Linked DNA regions of Homo sapiens: region 2 is linked to region 1. Evidence: read pairs that join two places in POLR2A ChIA-PET (ENCODE). Cell type or tissue: GM12878. All regions are shown on one strand. Links, peaks and the distances in the headings refer to the core of each region. The heading gives the core; the rest is flanking DNA. Region 1 overlaps PDSS2 (decaprenyl diphosphate synthase subunit 2). Region 2 has its middle 56 kb from the start of CD24.

What was found. Peaks named below come from ENCODE experiments on the same cell type or tissue, not always from the same donor. Only the 100,000 strongest peaks of a DNase experiment are listed, where the experiment ranks them.
Region 2: POLR2A ChIA-PET joins it to region 1 with 8 read pairs; 2 of 35 experiments call an interaction of 5 or more read pairs at or near these places.

The regions. Positions count from the first base shown.
Region 1 is chr6:107,220,538-107,223,464 of GRCh38, forward strand. The region is part of intron 4 of PDSS2 (decaprenyl diphosphate synthase subunit 2); the gene reads right to left. Among named protein-coding and RNA genes, the nearest start is that of BEND3, 110 kb to the left of the region's middle. In GM12878, for the core only: no CTCF peak of the experiment used is centred there; a DNase peak (open chromatin) is centred at 1,256.
Region 2 is chr6:106,917,326-106,920,252 of GRCh38, forward strand. No RefSeq gene overlaps it. Among named protein-coding and RNA genes, the nearest start is that of CD24, 56 kb to the right of the region's middle. In GM12878, for the core only: no CTCF peak of the experiment used is centred there; no DNase peak of the experiment used is centred there.

The DNA.
Region 1 (2,927 bases), core at 163-2,662:
ATATAGAATGTATAGATAATTCTATTTCAGAATAATTGAAAGATCTCTAAAATCAAAGATTCAGTTTTGTTTATTACATATTTCTTACTGTGATTAAGACTTTATTATTCATCATTTCTACATTTTAAATTATTCAAGTAATACACGATCACTGGAAAAAAAATAGAAAATTCAGAAAACCAAGAAACGATTAATTTATAGTCCCCTGAAATCTACTACCATAAGTTAATTGGACCACAAATTAACTGTTCCTAAGTTAATCAGAAATTTTATTCCCTAAACATTATTACCTTTTATGAGTTTGGTTACTAATGAAACAAAATCCCTCATTTCCATCAGCTTGCCGTGTATATACTAAGAGAGCATGCTCTATTATAAAGGAAAAGTTAGTATAAATTGTAAAATGCCAAGAAACTAGTATGATAACCACATCCAAATCAGTACCTTCAGATACCAGATATACAGAATTGTGAAATGAATGCATGTTAGTCAGAGTAAATGAGATTTAGATATACCTATATCAGGACGGGCGCGGTGGCTCACGCCTGTAATCCCAACACTTCGGGAGGCCGAGGCAGGTGGATCACGAGGTCAGGAGATTGAGACCATCCTGGCTAACACGGTGAAACCCCGTCTCTACCAAAAATGCAAAAAATTAGCTGGGAGTAGTGGCGGGCGCCTGTAATCCCAGCTACTTGGGAGGCTGAGGCAGGTGAATGGCGTGAACCTGGGAGGCGGAGCTTGTAGTGAGCCGAGACCGCACCATGGCACTCCAGCCTGGGCGACAGAGTGAGACTCCGTCTCGAAAAAAAAAAAAAAAAAAAAAAAAAAAGATACACCTATATCATCAACTTACATATGTGCAGTTTTTACTAAGGTTTATTATACAGAAAAGGAGGATACATTCAGTGAATATTTACTTTTGACGGGATTTCCTTTTTTTTTCCTGAAAGGTGATAGATGTCAAGATACTTGTTGAATGACTATCAGAGAGAAGTATGTTAATTTTTTTTAAATGTAGGTCTCACTGTCACATGACCTTTTTGCTGAAGTAAGGCTGGTTCAAATAACATGGGAAAAAAACTGAAACTTGCAAGATGATGCTTGCTTGAGATAGTGGTACTGGTGGTTTTGCTCAGCCATATGCTGCTCTCCTACTTTACTGCTCCGAGAGATACTTTGAGTTGCTTTTCTAATGGTGGTGAGACATTTGTACATATCTACTCACATGAGAACAAACTGCACTTGTAACAGTGGCTGCTCAGGATTAAAGGTCTGGTCCATGGTCACAGAACAAAGGTGAACTAATTGGCCCGGAAAGGTGTCAAAGCCCCAGCAAGAACCTGCCAAGCCAAACTGCTACCTTTCACATAATCAGAAAAGAAGAGGTGGAAACAAAGAAGCTAGCTGCCTGTGAAGTTAAAAGTACTTTTTAAAAAAGTATGCAAATGTCGCCTGTTTTCATGCTTAGGATTTCAGATTCATATTCTGGGTCACTATCTTTATAAATACAACCTAAATTTGGGTTGGATGAGACACCAGATCTCTCTAATGACCCATTTCACCATGTTAAATGTTTGCTTTGAATTAGCCTTTTCAATTATTTTGAGAAACTGGACAGCCAAAAATTTACATACCTTATTATTTTTTTTAAAAAAGGTCAAGTATAGAAAAATGTCTATAAATCTCCACATTTGGGAATCAGAAAAAAGCAAGGAAAAGAATGCAATCTAATATCTCCTGGGAGCTAACTATGTGATGACACTTTTATGTTCTTTATTATAACAGCCCTCAGAAATATTAATTATCATTATTCCCATTTAATAGGTAAGGAGGGCCGGGCATGGTAGCTCACACTTGTAATCCCAGCACTTTGGGAGGCCGAGGTGGGTGGATCACTTGATGTCAGGAGCTCGAGACCATCCTGGCCAAAATGGTGAAACCCCATCTCTACTAAAAATACAAAAAATTAGCTGGGCGTGGTGGCAGCACCTGTAATCCCAGCTACTCAGGAGGCTGAGGCAGGAGAATCACTTGAACTTGGGAGGCAGAGGTTGCAGTGAACCAAGATGGTGCCACTGCACTCCAGCCTGGGTGACAGAGCAAGACTGTCTCAAAAAAAAAAAAAAAAAAGGTAAGATTTCAAGAATGTATTTTGACCAAGATTAGACCGTAGTATGTGGCAGAGATGAGTCTCAGAAGTATAGCAATTGGATTCCATTTTCTTAGCACATAACAGAATATATGCAATACTTAATATATCTTACGGTTTAAAAGCAGGTTGTAGACTGGGTGTGGTGGCTCATACCTGTAATCTAAGCACATTGGGAGGCCAACATGTGAGGACAGCTTAAGCCTAAAATGTCAAGACCAGCCTGGGCAACAAAGTGACACCCTGTCTCTACAAAAAAAATTTTTTTTTTTTTTTTAAGATGGAGTATCACCCTGTCACCCAGGCTGGAGTGCAATGGTGCAATCTCGGCTCACTGCAACCTCTGCCTCCTGGGTTCAAGTGATTCTCCTGCCTCAGCCTCCTGAGTAGCTGGGATTACAGGTGTGCGTCACCACACCCAGATAATTTTTTGTATCTTTAGCAGAGGCCAGGATGGTCTCGAACTCCTGACCTCATGATCCGCCCGCCTCAGCCTCCCAAAGTGCTAGGATTATAGGTGTGAACCACTGCGCTCTACAAACATTTTTTTAAAAAATTGGCCAGGCATGGTGGCTCATGCCTATAATCCTGGCACTTTGGGAGGCCGAGGTGGGCAGATCACCTGAGCTCAGGAGTTTGAGACCAGCCTGGGCAACATGGTGAAACTCTGTCTCTACCAAAAATACAAAAAACAAGCCAGTTGTGGTGGCATGTGCCTGTGGTCCCAGCTCCTCGGGAGGCTGAGGTGGGAAGACTGCTTGAGCCTGGGAGGGAG
Region 2 (2,927 bases), core at 198-2,697, 300 kb before region 1:
TAATCACCTGAGCCAGTTCCTTAATTCTTTATAATAAATATCTTTTTATACAATACATATATATGATATGTATAAATAGAATATATATAATATGTGATATGTATATATGGAATATATATTATAGGTATATTATATATAATATATGTATATAATAGATAATATATTATATATGACTATATAATATATGCATATAATGTGTTATATATGAATATATTATATGTGATATATGAATATATTATATATTATATATGAATATACATTATATAGACAGAATATAGAATATACCATATATTCTATATATGCATATATTCTATATATACATATGGAAAACTAGAGTTGGAAAACTCTAATACAAGGACTCAAATGTATACAAATCAAATCAACTCCAAACAGGACTAAGTGTAAGCATATTTTGTTCCAGGCTTTGTAATTCTCCATACAGAGCTGTGGGACTTGGTTCTGCTTTGATCTCTTACCCCTAATCTTTAGCAAAATGTTGAACGAGAAACTGGAGGTGTCTGAATGAGCTGCACATTCATCCCCATCTCCCTCATCTGTCATAAATCCATTCCATCAACTCCCCACAGCATAAAATCCTCATAACAGTTAATCCTCTTCAGCCCAAAGAGAACCTCATGAGCCATATGTAAAATACAGTCTCATTTTGTTTTTCTTCTCCCTGTTTAATTATTCACTTCATTTAGTTTTATTTTTCTCTTTCTCATTGGGCAAAGACAACTTTGTATTTGGGTAAATTAGTCTGAGGTCTAATGATAAAGGAAAAACATTTCTCTTTGACATTTATTACTATGATGAAAATTCCCAAATGTGCCCCAACCCATTAATATTTATTTCTTATTACAAATAAGCTCAGATCTTTTCTCTCATTAAGCACCTAAGATAATCCCATTTTCCTGCCAAAATAATTCCTGTTGGTTTTCTGTTTAAGCCATTGCGGAGAGAAGCAGCTGCCAGTGTCAAAAGGAAACAGGTGGCCTTGGGAACATGCTTGCTCAGAGGAGTCGGTGTGTGTGTTTCCAAGGAAACTCTATTGCATTACACTTGGCTGCTGCATGTTGTACATTTTCACATGTTTTATGTTTTTGTTTTTGTTTTTCCCCAGAATGTCCTTTCCTACCATTCCAGACTCCATCACAGCTGACTCCAGTCCATGGCATCGTTCTTCCAACCTGGAAGTGCCTCCTGAGGTTTTTCCTAATGGATCACTTTTCCTAATGGGAACCACTAATCGCTTTCCTTTCCAGCACTACGTTTTGACAACCAAATGAAAGCAGTGTCCATGGGATGTGAAAATATTTCTTTTCAGAGGCCTCTAAGCCACTGCATCTGGCACATCTGACCTGCCTCTGTCCATATGAAGGAAGAGGAAAGATTCCATTTTCTCATCCCACAAAAAATTACACAAAAACTCCAAGGCTATGCGTGGCTATGTAATGTAATCAATCATTTTCTTTCCTTTCCTCTTTATTTTTTCTTAATGTCTGCTCACATCTACTTCAGTTGTGGACTTGTTCTATTATGAAGCCTTCCTTTTTTAATATAAGGACTTGATATACATTGTACTTTGGAAATGGAAGATCTTTTTGTAAAATAAGAATCAGCTGAGAGTAATACTTGTTTCTCACCTGACTAATGTGGTTTAGTGGATTTTGTGCCACTACAGGATTTTCTACCATAAATCCTGTCACCCTAGACTGGCTTTCTGGCAAAGTCTAAACAATTAATGACATTTAACATATTGTAGTTCACATGGACACGTTAGGGATTGCCACCAGCTTGAGAAATGGTTATAAAATTAAGTTTAATGTGATAGTTGCTTTCAATAGCCACTCATTTCCCACTGTTTATATTGGCTGCTAGTTCCCAAATATGATCCAGACATGGTCGGTGGTAATTAGCAAAATCTGTTAGCCATTTTGTATTTTTTATGTAATTCTTTATCTCAAGGCAGTTTCTTTCCTGTCAGAAAAAGAGCACAGCAATCCTAGGCATCATGGAATCCAGTGTCTCCATTTTACAGAGGGCTACTGAGGTCCAGACAATGTTTTAATGTTGGATAATCAAGTAAAGATGGCATCATAGCATTTGTGCACAGCCTTAACCATTTTCTTTCATCTGATCTTCACAAAAATCCCATGAAGTTGTGCAGGATCTGGATTTTTTTAAAAATCTTATGAGGTAGGTAAGACAACTGCTGTCATCACCCTGTATTAGTTAGGGCAAAGGCTGAGCTACTATATGGAGACTAACAATACAATGGCTTAAAGAGCAAAGAAATGTATTGCTCATTCACATAACAGTGTTGAGGCGAATGGTCGAGGTTGTGGACACAGTTCTGCTCCACACAGTCATTCGGGGATTGTGAGTCCTCCTGTAGCGCAGCTCCGCCATTCTCTCAGGTATTTTTATGGTCAAAATCTGGGAGGCCACAGATCCATCCCTGGCAGGAAGATGGCACAGATGAAGGTTACCCACTGTTTTAAGACCTAGACCCAGAATTGCCATATATACCTTTCACTCACGTGCCACTGGAAAGAACATAGTCATGTGTTCCCACAGCCCCCCCTTGACTGCTGGGGGTGGGAAATGCAGGATAATGTATCCATGAAGAAGGGGAGAGTAGATTTTGGTGGATGACTAACAATTTTTACCATACTTCTCTCATTTTACAGGTGAGAAAATTAAAATTGAGAGAGGTAGCTTATAATACAGAAGTAATTAAGTAGTTTCACTTGCAAAATATTATATAATTTTGAATGGCATGTATACAAAAAAAGAGTATGGTCAATATATTAGTCAGGGTCCTCCAGAGAAATAGAACCAATAAGATGTATGTAAATAGAGGGAGAGAGATTTTTTAAGAAATTGGCTCATGTGATTACGGAGAATGGCAAGTTCAAAATGTA